2 separate regions of the Homo sapiens genome follow, and region 1 is linked to region 2. A link is a loop called in an ENCODE intact Hi-C map of the cell type or tissue named here. Cell type or tissue: Caco-2. All regions are shown on one strand. Each heading gives the region's core, and the rest is flanking DNA. Links, peaks and the distances in the headings are about the cores only. Region 1 overlaps IQCJ-SCHIP1 (IQCJ-SCHIP1 readthrough). Region 2 overlaps IQCJ-SCHIP1 (IQCJ-SCHIP1 readthrough).

Region 1 (8,000 bases), core at 1-8,000, 170 kb before region 2:
TAGGATAAGAATACATTCTCCAGCCTCTCTTGCAGCATGTGTGTGAGGTCACAACCATGTGACTAAATTCCGGCTAACTGAATTTAAGCAGAGGTGTCACGTGTGACTTCTGGGAAGTGTCCTTAAAGGAAAGGAGATGTGTTCTTCTTCTTCCCTTTCTCCTTCCTACAGTCAATTACAACACAATAGCAGGTCTTTAAGGAGCCAACTTGGACCATGAGGCAGAAAGCCATGTATTGAGGATGAGCAGGATTGAAAAAAGAAAAAACCTTCAGTCATCTTGAACCTGCCTTAAGACTCCTGACCTCCACACTTCTTTTACATGCATGAGAAATAAGCTACTATCCTTTCTGAAGTCCTAGCATTTTAGATTTTCTGTCACTTACACCTAAACCTAATCCAAACTGATACTTTGCTATATCCACTGTTTATGTTTTCTCTATTCATCATCACGACAAGCCACTTACAAATGGAGTATGGATTCATCAGTCATTCCCATCATACTCCCAAAATCCCACTCACAACCTCCAGAATGAATTCCACCCACAGTATAACATCAGAAAGGTCACCTCTCAGACATGGAAAGAAATAGAATTCTTTTTTTTAAAATCAGGCACAAAACCCTTTTGTTTATTTTACAGAAAACCCTATCTATTGAAGATGACTGCTTTCTTCTACTGTAGCTGGCAATTTTATGAAATGAAGAAAATTTGCTCTAGTTGCAAGTGACACACACCTCTTAAATGTCTGCTATCAATTAAAAGTAAAATACTGGTTACTTGCAACTATCAATTAGATACAATGCACTCCAGGAGATCAGGAGCCTTGGCATTCAGACATAGGAGCATTTTTTTGGCTTTGCCATTTACTTGCAATGTGACCTTGGTAAGTGACTTAACCTCTTTTTCAGTTTCTTTATCTATAAAATGAAACCTCATACAGTACCTGCCAAAAAATAAAAATAAATAAATAAGCTAATATGGACAATGCACCCAGCACATAAAGGTGTTACAATAACAAAAGGCCCTCTTTGTTCTTTTGTTTTTTATTGGTATAAATGAAAGGTTATGGATTTTAAGTCCATAGACCTGTGATTTAATAAGGTTTAGTCTCTAAAATTGACTAATTTTATAACCATGGTGGCCTTAACTTCCTTAAGACTTAGTTTCTTCAACTGTCAATCACACTTATAATGACAATAGTGATATTATTAATTGTAGCAATAACAACTGTAAACACATTGTATGGTTAGCAGGTGCTGTGGGCTGCATCAAGTTCTTTTGTTTTTATGATTTCATTAAAATCTGAGTTTTTTTCCTACCTCGTGCAGATGTTTTTAAGGATATAAATAGAAAGAAAAAGTGATTATAAGGATACTGTGTGTACCAGAATTTTAAAAAATTGTAAGGTATATAGAAATATAGAATTTTTATTGAATAAATAACTCCCTTTAAAAGAAGATACTCTGATTTTTAGAAAGTGAAAGATTTTGATTATAACAGGAGGTTAATTTTTTTTCCTTTTCAAAACTTGTACTTAATTTAAGAAGTAATGTAAAATTTTATTATGCCAAAACAGAGGCACACACTTATGGAACTGCTTACCATAAAAGTGATAACAAAATGTCCATGCAGAATAGACTGGTTTTCTCTCTTTTCTACTTTAAATAGTCTTCATCATTTGATTCAGGAAAAAGTATCTGATAATTCCCAAGAAAAGTATATTATGTACTCATATATACTGGGTGTAAGTATGGATTTAATGCATCTGCATGTACTTTCTTTCTTTTACTTACAAACAAATGTTTATGTTCTAGAACACAGGTTTGTAAATTGACTAGACATCAGAAATTTCTCCCCTTAGAGAAACAACATTTATAACCATATCTTACTTACAGTAACTGTTACCATCCCCAACTGAAAATTCTTCCTGATATAAAATACTTGTATACAGAAACTTACTTTTGTATATAGCTTTTCCATAAATTCAAGAAAATTTTGGCTAAATTTGAGTCACTCGTATTTGATATAATGAGAGACTAAAGGACCCAGGACTGGGGAGTGAAAAGGAAGAAAAGCAGATGCCAGCAGTGGACGTTTTTACAAGGCAGCCTTGGAAAAGATAAAGGAAGAATCCAGCCCACAGATGATTAAAAACTGCATATTAAAAAAAAAAAAAAACAGACTTAGTTGCCAACATTTAAATATAGAAATTTTCACATAAAAATCCTATGACCTGCATTTTTGGTACAGCCACAAACAGCTGGCCATGCACAGTGCTATGGAGGTCCTTTTAGGCTGGCCCACTTTCACTCTCCATTTGTGGGGAAGCATCCCTCATTTAGAAATCTGCCTGGATTGTATTAAAGGCATATGAATTTAAGGTATCTGAGCTCGCACACATACCTCTGCCCTGTATAAAAATGAATGTTAGGGAAACTGCAGGTCATGGGCCCTTAACAACAAAAGAAAGATCTGGCATGGTTAGCTTTTCCTTATGTCACTAGGACCTTCACGGGCCACCAGTCAGTAAAGGCCCCATGTGGAGAATCACTGTCATGCAGCCACAGAGCAGCAATTACTATTGAGGTCACTGTTCCTCAGACCCAATGGTCTTGATGCAAAGTTCACGTTCTTGCTCCAGATACCATCTGTGTACCATAAAGCTCATAACAATATTCTGCCCCTTTAAGTGTCTGAGTTTCCGACCCTGGCTTTGAATTGGTTCCCTTCTAGTACTTGTTAGTGAGGGAGGGGGCAGCCCCAAAAAGGGCTGCTGGAGCAGGTGTGACATTATCCTGGTAAGAGATATCCCCAGAGATCTCTGCGCATTGGAGAGGTGGGCCTGAGTAATAACTGCTCAATTACACTCGACTTCTCCTTCTAAAGGTGGGTTCAGGGAGGTGGGTATCAACTTGGTCATAAAATCAGAGTGTTATCTGTGTTTTGTTTACATTCATTTACTCATAGACTCATCTGTGTTTTATGTTGAATGTAGCTCCACTGAGGTAGGGGCTTTGTTTTGTTCACTACCATACCCTTTGAAGTTAGTGCATGGCACATAATAGATACTCAATTAATATGTGGGGAATAAGTGAATGAATGAAAGCACTACTTTCTTCTTCCTGGAAGCCTTCCAAGATCAGTCCTCCATCATCTCTCATCTGGAGGACTTCAACTGGGGGTCCCAACTGAACTAGACCCCAGGCAATGGTGTAGCTACCCCTCAAATCTAATATCTACCTTAAGTTATCTTTCTAGAATCCAAATCTGTTGCATCACTTCTCCACTTAAAATGCTGCAATAAGTTTCTCACTATTCTTAGGATAAAGTCCAAATTTTAAAATGAGGCTGAGAAGGCCCTTTTAATCTGGCCCCAACCCATCCCTCCTGTCCTAGGCAGCCTTACGAAACTTCTGTGTGCCAGGCTCTCTCTTGCACTCCCACCAGACTGTATGGCAAGCTCCTAACTCACTCATCAGGTCTCAGCTTAAGTCTTCCATACGTTCTCACCACTACCACATATTCCCTTATTATCACACTTACACATATTCCCTTATTATCACACTTAAACCTGTTGGATTGTCTGTCAGTTGGCCAGCAGGCTTGTCCGTCTTGTGACAAGACACCTGTATCCCCGGTCACCCGTATCCCTGGCACTCCTCAAGAAGGCAGCAAGGAGACTTTTATTGGATAAACATATATTTTGTGTGCCAGGTTCAGTGCCATCCTCTTTGTAATCCTCTACTTCATTATTTCACAGATGAGAGAGAAGTTGATGCTCAGCGAGGTGAAGTAATTTGCCCAGGGTTAAGATTCAAATGCAAGTCTGGGGACCCTGAAGTCTGCTTCTTTTCACTGTGCTGCGTAGTGGCCTTAGCCTTTCCTTTCTAACAGAGAAGCCAAGACAGCATACCTGTGTCTGAGTGCCCCAGTGGTGTGCACATCTATTACCTCAGGAAGAAAGAATGTCTGAGGAGACGAAATTTGCAAACAGTTACAAAGGACTGCACACACAAATATGAATAAAGCCTCTTGAACACCAGAGTAAAGGAATGTAGGTCAAATAATTGCCCTGTTCAGTGTCTCCCTCTCCCTCTTCATTACCCAACTCCTCTCATTTGCATACATGAGGCCCCAAGTGGAAGATAACTTGGTGGAAAATTCCAGGAGCTTTGCAACTATCATTAAAAGCAAAAGTTCAAGAAATAAGGAAAGAATTTTAAATTCACTTTGTTTTAACTCATGATTATTCTAATTTAAAAGCTCAGATTTAGTAATGTGTTCAGAGCCAACTAGGCATAGAAAACTGTAGCAAGCCTCTGGAAAAATAAGCCTTGTTTGGCTGTTTTTTTTGGTTGTTGTTGTTGTTGTTTTGTTTTTGTTTTTTGAGACAGAGTCTCACTCTGTTGCCTAGTCTGGAGTGCAATGGCATGATATCGGCTCACTGCAACCTCCGCCTCCTGGGTTGAAGCGATTCTCGTGCCTCAGGCTCCCGAGTAGCTGGGATTACAGGTGTGCACCACCACGCCCAACTAATTTTTGCATTTTTAGTAGAGACAGGGTTTCACCATGTTGGCCAGGCTGGTCTCGAACTCCTGACCTCAAGTGATCCCCCCGCTTCTGCCTTCCAAAATGCTGGGATTACGGGCGTGAACCACTGCGCCTGGCCTTGTTTGGCTGTTATGAAAACAAAGTAAATCATGATAATGAAGAAGAAAAAGATAAGGAAAAATAACTAACAGTAATTTTGAGCCAGGTACACACATTGCCATTTAAACCTCCTAAAAAGCCTGTGAAATTAAGTAGTATTAATACTCCCATTTTACAGATGTCAAAATTAAGGCACAGAGATGTCAAGTAATTTGCTCAAGGTCACATGGCTAGCAGAAACAGAAAAGATTAAGATCCAGTCCAGCTATTTCCAAAACCTGCTCTTATTCCGCAAAGCCAGCTTTCCAGTTTGTGTAATACTAATTGTTATATAAAATTTATAGGAGGCCATTGGTTTGAACTGAGCTCCTGTATTAGACCCAACAGACCAAAACCAAAATAGAGTTATTCATGCTGAAGTTCCATGCCACCAAGTTGAAACTAAGTTGTTCATCTGACCTTTCAAGAAACCAGCAGAGAAACATAACAGCCAAATTACCAAACAGGCCAGTTTTAGCTGGCATAAGGAAGCCCCCTCTGCTTTAACCTTTGCAAAGAAAGTAACTGAAACAAACAATCAATTTTCTGCTGCCTCTTCCTGCTTTCCTCCACCCTTTCCTCTCTATAAAGTCAACTTCCTCTGCTCAGCTTATTGGAATACTCATTCTGTTCCATAGAATGAGGTGTTGCCTAATTCTAGAATTGCAAATAAAAACTAAAGATCTTACCCCATCTCTACTAAAAATACAAAAAAATTAGCTGAGTGTAGTGGCAGGCACCTGTAGTCCCAGCTACTTGGGAGGCTGAGGCAGGGGAATGGTGTGAACCTGGGAGGCAGAGCTTGCAGTGAGCCAAGATCGTGCCACTGCACTCCAGCCTGGGCAACAGAGCAAGACACTGTCTCAAAAAAAAAAAAAAGATCTTTAAATTTGCTTGCTTGTAAGTTTGTTTTTTGAGAAATGTAAGTGACATTTTCTAATCATTAGATTTACATTTGTTCCAGAAGATTTTATTTCAAAATATAGCACAGAATTAGACTAATAACATTTCAATCTTACCAATGTGTTCTTCACAATAAGAAACTGCATGAAGTTGGTATCATGCTTAATTCATTTTAAAGTAAAAATGGAAAGGAAGAAAGAAAAATCCTTTAGAGGAAGAATCTGAAGGTAAGACTGAGGAAATTACAAGTGACTGTATAAGCTCCACATTTTAACCTAAGAGAAACTAAAGGGCATTCAATAAAATCAAGTTTTACAGTGATGTGCTAGATACTGTTTCCAAGAGGGACAAAATAAATATTCAAGTTCAAAAGCATGCAACAACCTTACCAACTTATAAATAGTATGCTTTAGAAATGAGTGGTACTGTTGCCTCCTATTAATCTAGAGGATTTTACAAAACAAAACAAACAAAAAACACAGTCCTTTATGTAAAAAATAATTGTGAAGGGTTTGAGGTTGAACATGTAGATGTGGATCTCCTGGGCAACAGAAAGCTTAAGACCAAACATAACAGAAAAAGTCAGTTAGTCATGGAAAACTGTAATAATTCAGTAGCTGGTTAAGTCCTTGTTCTAACCAAATGACATCATCGGGAAGAAAGACACTGTGGTGCTTGTCCAGAAAATTTCAGTCATTTCCCTTCCTGTCATACAGAGTATATGGTTTTAGTTTTACCTCCCTTTCATGACTTTTGCCTTGATACTCTCCAAGGGTGATTATTACTTCACTTCCCCATGGTCAATGTCAGGTCTTTCTGTCACCCCCAAATATTTAATAGGTCAGTACTTTGCTGTAAGACAATGGTTCTCAATTCTTTGCATTGCATCTTATGCCCCAAATCAAAACTCCAAATTTTTTTACCATCATGATCATGAACTAAAAAGTGTCAGGAGAGGGGGGCTGTAGCTAAGCAGATGGCTTTCTCCCTGTCACCTGCAGATGTCATTGCTCCAGTCACGCTATGTTCACATTTTACATCGCTGCTTTCCTCTGGGAAATCTGGGAAGGCTGGGTGCATGATCACTCCTCCCTGGCAGGTCTCCCTTGCAAGCAGCACATCAAAGACTCACTGAGTTCCAAGCAGTCACTTTGTGCCAGCCCAACAACCAACACTCCTCCGATTCCTCAATGCTTCCCCCTTCCCTCTCCCCCTAGCTTCTGATGATTCAACGTGCTTTATATGGCTTGTATTTCTGCTGTTCTCTCTTCTACTGCCCCCAACTTGTCTTAGTTCGGGAGTACCTTTTCTTAAAACTAGTATCTCCCCACTAGAATGCATTCTCACCACCATCAGACACCACTCCCCAACAAACCTCTTTCATTCCATCTTCTACACTGTGTCCAGTGATCTATCTGACCTGCAGTGGCTCTGCCCAAATCCAAGCACCTTAGCATACATAAGGCCTGCTATGATCTACTTTTTGCCTCCATCCTTGTCTGTGGTTCACCTAATCTTAGTTCTTACACATTCATATGGCTTGCTTCCTTTAAAATGCAGTTTGCCAAACTCTAACCTCAGTGATTTTGATTCATTATGCCTGGGGAGAGGCCCAGAATCTGCACATCAAATGCTACTAATATATATCTGATGCAGCAAAACCCTGGAGAAACATTGCTCCACAGCCTCCCTCTTACTATTGGCTTCCGTCAACACATCCTACTCCATGGCCATATGGTCCCCAGAGCAAACTGCTCTTCCTTGTCTCCATAATTTTACACACGTTGTTCCCTCTGCCTGGAATATCTCCTTCCACATCCTCCTGGCAAATTTCTAATTATTTTTCAGGACCCAGCTCAAGATTCTCCTCCTCTAACCTACCCAAATGAAGTGAACACTTTCTTTGGACCACCACTGTGTCTATAGCATAGTTTTACCACATTTATTACTCAGTCCAGGGACTCTTTGCATGTCAGGAACCCCTGTCTGGGTATCAGAGGTATAGTTTCCAGTCCCAGCTCTGACCCCTTACTGGCCGTGATGTCTTGGGCAAGTTACTTAGCATCTGTAAGTCTCATCTGGAAATTGAGCCAACAGAAGTACCTATCCCATTCACCTGTTGGTACTATCCTGGGAAGTACTATTACTAGTGAGGAAACTGAGGCAGAGAGATTAAGTAAATTTCCAAAGATCACATAGCTAGTGAGTGGAAGAGCTGGGATTAGCCTTGAAGCAGTCTGGCTCATGCCCACATTCTTAACCACTGGAGACCTATCTTCCCTACTAGGAAATAGGCTGGCTAGGGAAGGTTAGTTGCGCTGCCAAATGTCTAAGTTTGGTTCTATCCTGCTCTAAGGTCACGGAGAGTCTTTAGCAGACCGTGTTTAGCAGAAGAATTGGAGCAGA
Region 2 (9,644 bases), core at 1-8,000:
AATTTAAATGTAAAATATTGCAAAATTAGGCTGGGTGCGGTGGCTCATGCCTGTAATCCCAGCACTTTGGGAGGCCGAGGCAGGTGGATCACTTCAGGCCAGGAGTTCAAGACCAGCCTGGCCAACATGGTGAAACCCCGTCTCTACTAAAACTACAAAAATTAGCCGGGCATGGTGGCACATGCCTGTTGTCCCAGCTACTCTGGGGGCTAGGCAGGAGAATCACTTGAACCCAAAAGGCAAAGGCTGCAGTGAGCTGAGATTGTGCCACTGCACTCCAGCCTGGGCAGCAGAGCAGGACTCTGTCTCCAAAATAATAAAATAAAATAATAAAATATTGCAAAATTAAAACACTGCCAATAAAATCTCCATTTTTTTTCAAAAGAAAAATGGTTAGCATGAGATCTTTTCCATTGCATTCCACACCTGCCTACAAAACTAACAAAGTACAAGGCGTATACTTTCCTCTTTCTCCCAAATATCTATTAAGACAATGATAACTTTTATCAAGAAAAGAGCATAGTTTGATTCCTGAATGTTTATTTCTAAATCTCTTGTCCTCACAAAGAACTGCATTTGTGATTATGAAATGTCCTTCTTTACCTAAGTTTCGGTATGTTTTCAAATGAAAAGCTTTCAAATGAGAGTAAGCTGAAATGTTGAAATGAGAGTAAGCTGAAACATTTAAATGTTTTCAAATGAGAGTAAGGAAGCTAGACTCACAAAGGAGGAGAAATAATTTGTCATTCATCATTCATTTTCTCATTCATATACTCATCCAGAGGAAACATGGTGTCACACAGAAGAACCTGAGTCTCAATATCCCCTCAAGAAACTTACAAACCAGAAGGAAGAAGAAGCTATATTATAATTATATTACAGGCAGGATGGGAATCCCACAGGAATGGTATTTCACTATGCATAGATACTGCTCTATGGGTGGTCAAAACACTAAAATACTTCCATGTCAATTAGGTACAGCTACTCTTCTGGCCTCCCAAGCACCATCGTTGCCCCTCGAGTCCCTGACTAGAGACCCCCCATCCCTACCACCTCTCCCATGGTCCAGCAACTAAAAGTAGAAGGCTTGTGCTGGCTAGGAGCTCCTGCCCGACTGCTCCTCTGCTTGCTTGGCTAATGCCTGGGCAGTTGTGGTTGTGAAATATTTGACTTATCACTCATAGATAAATGATACAAAGAGAACAGGTTCATTGGGAAACAGCCTCCAGATGGATTTCAACTATCTGCAAAGTTAGAATTGTAAAAAGCAGAGTAAGAGGAATTGAAACTCCATTTTACAGCCTAGATTTGCAGAATATCTTCAGAAAATTCTGGTTCTTCTTATAATACAAAGACGAAGGTTGTAAGCAGGGCTGGCTACTAAAACGTGTGCATTTACAGATCAGGTGGAGCTCTCAAAAAACACAGGCATGGAAGTTTAGTTGCTTTGTTTGCCACCCATGATTTTCAGCTTGTGTTGTCAAATTTGCATTTGAAGGCGCTATTAAGCCATGGCATCAAAATAATGATGACAGTTGCTGCAAAATATAAGAAATCAAAAGGAAAAGGGGGGGAAAACTTCTGAAGAGAAGAATGGCTCCAAATGCGGTAATTATGCAGAGCTGTGACGAGCCTCATTCACATATAATGTATACTTTGGGCAAGGGAAGAAGTGCTGTACAAACAAATCTGAGAACAACCTGCAATTCCCATCAGCCACACACAGTGCAGGGGCTGCTTTTGTGGTCTAGACAAGAGTGACTCAGAAAAATAAGTAATTTGCAGTGGAGCACAGGCACTAAGGGAAATTTGTCAAAATCAGTGTGGAAGTCATAACAAAAGGAAGATAAATTTGGTTTCTTTGCCTTTGTGAAACCAACGACTAAACTGAGAGGTGGGCCTCTAACTGTTCAGCATTTCCTATTTGTTTATTCTGGCTGGAAAAACTTGAATTCTTACAGATTTTGATGAAATCTGATACACTGGTTTAAAAATAAATATTTGTTAACCAAAGTAATACACTTACATAGTTTATTTCTTTTTTTCTTATTTTTACGGTATGAAACATTACTAAAAGTAAACTAACCCTCTTCCATTCTTCATTTCTACCTCCCAGAGGCAATCCATTGCAACTCTTAATGACTTTTTCTTTTAAAATATACACTCTCTCTGCATTTCTAACTAGCATCTTAATATTACTATTGCTTATGTAACACATTTTAAACATAATCTCTTTATTTTCTGTTACTAAGCTCTCTAATTTACCCCCTAAAATCCTTGAAAAACAAATCCTCCAAACTTCCCCATATCCCATCCCTTCATATGTCACAATCTTTGGTTAAATCTATAGTCAGTCTTTGTTTTTGTCGCTAAATATTACTACTAAGTTGACTAGTGTTCTAAGATTACAGGTTTTTTTGAGTTAATTATTGCTTTTTTTACTGTTATGCGTAGGTCCATGTATGTATTTTCCCCACTCCAAATATTTCAAAAAACCCTCTAATGCCTATCACTAATATTTTCCAAATATTTCATCACATCAGATATCTGATTGTTCTAACCTTTCTTTAGTGGAAACTCTTTTTTTGGTTTATTTTCTTGTTTTGCTAAAAATGAATTCTCAATGTACTTCCTAATTAAGAGTGTATAGGATATATATTTCTTGAGCCATATATATGGAAAAATATATTTCTTCTTGCTTGTGCACTTGAGTTTTGATACGTCTGGTAGAAAATTTCATATTAAAATTACTTCCCTCTGAATTCCCAGGGAACTACTCCATTCTTTTCATGCTTCCAGTGTTGCTATTGAAGAGTCTGATGTCATTTTAATTTTTGAATTTTGTATGTGATTTACTTTTCTTCTCTGAAAGCTGTTAGGACTTTTTCTTTACTCCCAATGTTCTGCAATTTCACTGAGATGGTGTGCCCTGTGGGTGGGGCCCTTTCTCTCTCTCCCACCTCCATTTATTGTGCCGGGCATTGGTGGTACCTTTCAATTTGGAGACGTGTGCTTTTCAGGTCTGCCACATTTTTACATATTACATCTTTAATACATGTCACCCTCTGGCTTTTCTGTTGTCCCTTGTGGGATGAGCTTCCTTACAGAATAAATTCAAGGTTTATTATATGTATATAGATACCTGCAGTAGAAAGTGTGATATCTCAAAGGAGAAAAACACAGGGAAAATGAAGATTTTGTGTTAAAAATCTGTGTCCCAACCCTTAGTTCAATTCTGAAATTATGAGACTGCAGAGTTTAAAAGCAAAAGAATGAAATTCCAAGGTGTGGAATTTCAGGGTGTGGTCTGAGTTTTCAAGGGTGTGGCCATAAGTTTTCTCAGACCTAGGAGAAGGTTTTCACTGTTGGTGCTTATTCCCTGGGGCTATAACTGAACTAAATCTAGAGTCAACCTTCTGATACAACCCTAGAAGAAAAGGCAACTTTCATCTTCAGCACCTTATTTAGAAGTCTCCCACATGTGCCCCTTAACAGTTAAGGAGCTTTCAAGCTAGGGGTCCACATCTCCCCACCTTGTGGTTTAAACCTATCTTCTTTTGAAATATCCTGAGTATCATCAACATCAGGGACAGATTTCCTGGGAGCTCATCATAGTCCGTCCTCCCCTGGCAGTTCAGTTGCCCTTCAGTCAGACCAGCTCAAGACAAAACCCTGAGCAAACTAGCAGTGCTCTAGGTCTTTGCTTGATGATCCAATTCCATGGCAGGGCCCAGTTCTAAAACTATTTGTTCCAAGTTTGAGATACATGGCTACAATATCATTTGTGCTTTCTCTCTGACAAAGGGAAGGAGAGCAAGGTCCAGAAGCCAGTTGCTAATACAACAAAATTAGCTTCCCTCCTTTCCCCAAAATGGGAAAAGCCTTGGTGCCTGATGTTTGGTCCTACACAGCCAAAGGCCTCGCCCTGAGGGAGAGGGAGTCCCAGGAAGAAACTAGCTGATGTTTGCATCCCACCTCCTATTCAGTGGAAAGTTGTTATCTGACTCTTCTAATCTCTGCAGAGTCCTTCAGGCCAGCTGGGCAGCTGCATTCCAAGGGAGAAGTGTCTCTTTGAAGTTGGCGCCTGTAGACGTCTTGGCCTACATGGGGCTGCAGCGCAGAGCTAAAGCTTTGCAGAAGGCTCACAATAATCCGGATTCAGGCTACATCTCCTCCAAGAGGTTTTCTAGGGCAAGACGACACATAGCCACATTTTTCTAGTCCTCAAACGAGCTGGTTGCAAGGTTGTTGCCAGCCCTAGTACAATCTAGATGATGGCCTCTCCATTCCCAAGGGACTTCATACATAGCTAAAACATAGATTTAAAAAATCTTACCATATTTTTTTTTGTTTTCTTTCTTTTTGAAAAGTAAAATTTAGAGTTTTTAAAAACATAGAATACATATTCATTAAGGAAAAAAGAATACAAATAAGTGGAGAAAGTAAGAGATGAGGTGGGGGGTGCATATCACACAGAGAAACCATTGTTAATATTTAGAGATGTTCCATTTTTTTCCACTGCTTATTAAAAAAATTTTTTTGTGGTAAAATATAAAATTTACTATTTTAACCATGTTTAAGTGTAAAATTCAGTGGCACGAAATACATTCATAATCTTGTATAACCATCACAACTATCTAGAGTGTTTCATTATCTCAACCAGAAATTCTGTAACTATTAAGCGATAACTCCCTATTCCCCATTCCCTCCAGCCCCTGGTAACCTCTATTCTAATTTCTGTCTCTGTCGATTTGCCTACACAAAATAGCTCCTATTAGTGGAACCATACAATGTTGGCCTTTTGTTTCTGCCTTATTTCACTTAGCATAATATTTTCAAAGTTTATTGACAGGGTAGCGTGTGTCATAACTTAATTCCTTTTTATCCTTGAATAATATTTTATTGTATGTATTTACTTTGTTCATTGGCTGGTCAACACTTGTTTCTACCTTTTGGCTATTGTGACTCATGCCACTATGAACATTGGTCTTCAAGTGTCTGTTAGAGTTCCTGTTTTAAATTCTTTTGAGTATATACTTAGAAATGGAATTATGGGTCCATATAGTAATTCTATGTTTAAATTTTTGAGAAACCATCAAACTGTTTTCCACAGTAGTCACACCATTTTACATTCCCAGCTGCAATGCATGAGGGTTTTGATATCTCCATATTGTTGCCAACACTTGTTATTTTCTGGGTTTTTTTTTTTAAGTTTTAGTAATAGCCATCCTAGCATGTGTTAAGTAGTATCTTACTGTGGTTTTTATTTGCATTTCCCTAATTACTAATGATGTTCAGCACCTTTTCATGTACTTATTTCTCCTTTGTATGTTTTCTTTGGATAGATATCTTTTCAAATTCTTTGCCCACGTTTTAACTTTTTTTTTGGTACTTTCCTTGTAATTCAACTTTGGGTGAAAATGCACCACTACCCAAATCAGGAGGTTTGAATACCACATCTAATTTTAACACTATTATTTTTTAAGATTTTATCCAATTTCTTTTATTTCAATAGGCTTTTGGGGAACAGGTGGTGTTTGGTTACATGAATAAGTTCTTTAGTGGCGATTTCTGAGATTTTGGTGCACCCATCGCCCAAGCAGTGTACACCGTACCTAATTTGTAGTCTTTTATCCCTCACCTCCCTCCCTTTTCCTGTAGTCCCCAAAGTCCAATGTATCATTCTTATACCTTTGTGTCCTCATAGCTTAGCTCCACTTATGAGCGAGAATGTTTGTGTCCTCATAGCTTAGCTCCACTTACGAGTGAGAACGTATGATGTTTGGTTTTCCATTCCTGAGTTACTTCATTTAGAATAAGGGTCTCCAATTCCATCCAGGTTGCTGCAAATGCCATTATTTAGTTCCTTTTTATGGCTGAGTAGTATTCCATGGTGTATATATATATACCACATTTTCTTTATCCACATATACTCGTTGGTTGATGGGCATTTGGGCTGGTTCCATAGTTTTGCTATTGTGAATTGTGCTGCTATAAACATCTTTGCCCATTTAAAAATTGGATTGTTTCTCTTTTGTTTCTAGTCACTTTTTTACATAGTTTTAAAAAAAATTCTGTAGATGAGGTCATACAGTGTGGAATTTTTTCTTAATTTTCCGCATAACCATTGAGATTAATCATATGTGTGTTTTTCTTTCATCAGATTGAGCCCCTGAAGGTCAGTGATCAAGATTATGTCTCTGCTTCATTTTATGTATTCCCAATGTGCATCTCATATTTTAGTAAAGGGGAAATTGAAACTTTACAGTTTCATAAATGTGTAATGCTCTTTCATGCTTCTGGGGCTTTGTACATTCTCTTTGGCTGCCACTGTCTTTCCAATTTCCTTCATCTGCCTTATTTCCTTCTTACCCCTCATAATCCCAGCCTTCCCTGACTTTTAGAACAGAGTTGATAAGTTCCTGCTTTGTTCCGCCACTTATAATAGTGTCTTGCAATACTTTATTTACTTGTCTGTCCTCCCTCCTGGGCTGTGAGGTCCTTGACTGCAGAGTGCATGCCTTATTGGTCTTTGTATTCTCAGTGCCTGTCAAGGATTCTGGAACACAGCAGATATTTAATAAATGTGTGTTGAGTGAAGGAAATGTGGAAATTTGTTTTTAAAAATACAGGATTTGTTTATAAACATAAATGAGGCCCAGGGCTTTCACATGGTCTATTTTGTTTAATCTCTACAACAGCCTTGTGAAGGAGGTGGAATTGAGCCCACTTTACAGATGCAGAGGCTCAGGGAGGCTGTGACTTGCCCCAGGTCACATGCTGGTAAGTGTTGTCCTGCAACAAGTCACTTTCATTCTGGAAATCACAATTTGCTGTTGACTGCAACTGCCAGGCCTGTTGATAGGCATGATTCATCCTTTAAACTAACTGCCTGATCCCTGAACAATAAGATTTGGTAGGAATAAAGTGTTAATTCAGAAGCTCAAAGATAAAATGAAAGGTTTTGTACCAAAATGGGACAGGGTGAACTCATCTTTGGAAAAGCAAATTTCTGAAATAAGCAAATGGAGAAGACTTAGCCAGAAAAAGAAAATTCAGTGTTTTGTTTTTGTTTTTCTTTTTCTTTTTTCTTTTTTTAGACAGGGTCTCTTTCTGTTACCCAGAGTGGAGTGCAGTGGCTTGATCACAGGTCACTGCAGCCTGGACCTCCTGGGGTCTCAATGTCTTCTTAAGAGAATAATGTAATCAAGTTGTGTGTGTGTGTGTGTGTGTTTTTGTTTAACTTCAAGTAACTTGATGAGTTACAGATACAGAATATATTATGCATTATCATTACCGTATTTTCAGCATGTATAATTGATAGAATGTACTCTTTTGAGTTTATCATCTATTATTTTTAGGATAATGTCTAAATAAAGGAAGATTCACTTTTTTTACCTCATCTTTTGTGTATTTTATAGAGACAATTTTTCTTAAAGAGTGGGCTTTGTCTATTCTCCACCAACTGTATGTTTTTATGATTTTATGTTGTATTTTTAGTAAATTTTTACACATAAAAAATCTTTAAAACATAATCAGGTGCTGCTTTGATATCTTTAATATTTCAGATTTTATGGCCATGCTATAAAGGTCATTTTGTGTTTTGTTATTTTTTATATTGTTTTATTGACCTTGTTTTACACATAGAAAATGCCTGTTAATAGCTATGTGTCTACATGTATTGTTGGCTTTTCCTAAATTCTGGGTTTAAATAAACAGGTATACCTTTGGGTTCTCATACATCTTTTACTTTCAATTCTTGTATTTTTTTCCATTTCTAGAATGTTTGTGTAATTCTTTCTTACAGATTCCAGGTCTTTGGTGAAATTCTATATCTTGTTTTGCATTTTCTTGAACCTAATAATCATAGTTATTTTAAAGTATGTCTGAAAAATCCAATATCTGCATCACTTGTACGTCAGCTTCCATTTTCTGTTTTTCTTCTTCTCTTGGTCCTAGTTCTTGGCATGCATGGTAACTTTAGATGAATGTCAGACACTGTGCATGAAGTATTGAAGATGCTCTGGATGATGTTAACTATTTTCCCAAATATATTCTGTCAGACAGGAGCAAACCTCCACAATTCGACCCTAACCCTCACAGCTCGTTCCAAGCTTTGTAAGTTGTTTCTTCTTCTGTTCACCTACATTTCTTGAGTGTAGGTCTCTAGTGTAAGTCCCTGAGTGCTTAGAGGTCTTCTCCTCTTTGGTGAGCCTTGAACTCCAACTTTGATCTCACAGCTCTACAAGACTGCTAAAAACTCCACTCCTCAGTTACTTTGGCTTCTTAGCCTCTTGCTCTTCAAAACTTAAGAATTAGCAAATGTCCTGAGATGAAAACTTGGTTAAAATGATGGGTTCACTTTTCTGCATTAATTTATTTCTTAGGATCTTGGTTCCCAAAGTTCTGACTGCTTTAGTAAGCCCAACCCTTTCCTCCAGCCAAATGAGGTTATGGAAAGCTCTATGGGTTTTATCTACCTTTCAGCAGCTGCCTTCCGTCCAAAACCACGTAAGAGTCAGCAAACACTTTTACAAGCATTGCAAAGCACACAATATTGACATTGCCTCAATAAATTTCTCTTCTCTTCGGGATCTTGGCCTCCAAGTCCTGGCAGCCTCAGAAACCCTCCAGTAGATTTTAAAAATAATTTGATTCAGCCTATCAAGTTGTTCTTCAGATGAATATTTTTCTTCATCATAGGCTCAACCTGGCTAGGCCATCTCACTAGGCGATGAACTCCCAGATAAGCAACATAGCACAACTTACTGGGAAGAATATGCCAGATAGACTTAGGTGCAAATCCTGGCTCAACCAGTTTCTAACCAATTTCTAGCTCTTGGGCAATTATTTTACATCTTTGATTCTTCATTTGTGTATCTGTAAAATGGGAATTATAATAGTACTTCCCTCATAGGGTGAGGATTAAATGAGGTAATTTGCTGAGAATAGTGTCTGGCAGACAGCCAGTGCCAAGTAAATGTTGTTTTCCTGTCTTTTCTCTGCCTGGGGCCATTCCTGTGGATAAAATATATTTGCCTCACCATGCAGTTTGAGAGAAAATAAAATATTTAAATAAATCTTTTACGGATAACTTAGAAGATTCTCTGCTACCATAGTGGCGTGGAGAAGTCCATGGTCTATAATTTCACTAATAATTACAAAAATGCCACAGTCTTTGCGGGGACATGGATGAAGCTGAAAACCATCATTCTCAGCAAACTAACACAGGAACAGAAAACCAAACAGTGCATGTTCTCATGCATAAGTGGGAGTTGAACAATGAGAACACATGGACACAGGGAGTGGAACAACACACACCGGGGCCCGTCGGGGTGGGGGCAAAGGGAGGGAGAGCATTAGAACAAATACCTAATGCACGTGGGGTTTAAAACCTAGATGATGGGTTGATAGCTGCAGCAAACCACCATGGCACATGTATAGCTATGTAAAAAACCTGCACATTCTGCACTTGTATCCCAGAACTTAAAAGCCTCAGTCAAATGGCAGCTGACTGGCAATATAATACTGTTTTGTCTAGGACACTTGCCAATCCCAATGCATGTACAAAAGGGAGGACAGGAATGCAATCTAGGAGACCAGCTTCTTCAGGGACTGCATCAGGGGACAACAAACCACACAAC

Evidence for each region. Hi-C counts contacts between places; a loop is a spot of excess contacts. Peaks named below come from ENCODE experiments on the same cell type or tissue, not always from the same donor. Only the 100,000 strongest peaks of a DNase experiment are listed, where the experiment ranks them.
Region 1: it touches region 2 in a loop (2.5-fold over the local background); 5 of 110 quality-filtered maps call a loop at or near these places.

Annotation. Positions count from the first base shown.
Region 1 is chr3:159,795,147-159,803,146 of GRCh38, reverse strand. All of the region lies in intron 4 of IQCJ-SCHIP1 (IQCJ-SCHIP1 readthrough), which reads right to left. The region is part of intron 2 of SCHIP1 (schwannomin interacting protein 1); the gene reads right to left. LOC101928351 (a long non-coding RNA gene) reads left to right here. Exons shown (of 4, transcript XR_007096144.1): 3 at 642-885; 4 at 3,763-4,046. Among named protein-coding and RNA genes, the nearest start is that of IQCJ-SCHIP1-AS1, 31 kb to the right of the region's middle. In Caco-2, for the core only: no CTCF peak of the experiment used is centred there; a DNase peak (open chromatin) is centred at 3,936.
Region 2 is chr3:159,626,732-159,636,375 of GRCh38, reverse strand. The region is part of intron 4 of IQCJ-SCHIP1 (IQCJ-SCHIP1 readthrough); the gene reads right to left. All of the region lies in intron 1 of SCHIP1 (schwannomin interacting protein 1), which reads right to left. Among named protein-coding and RNA genes, the nearest start is that of IQCJ-SCHIP1-AS1, 140 kb to the left of the region's middle. RefSeq lists an enhancer at 3,784-4,294. In Caco-2, for the core only: no CTCF peak of the experiment used is centred there; DNase peaks (open chromatin) are centred at 1,125 and 4,055.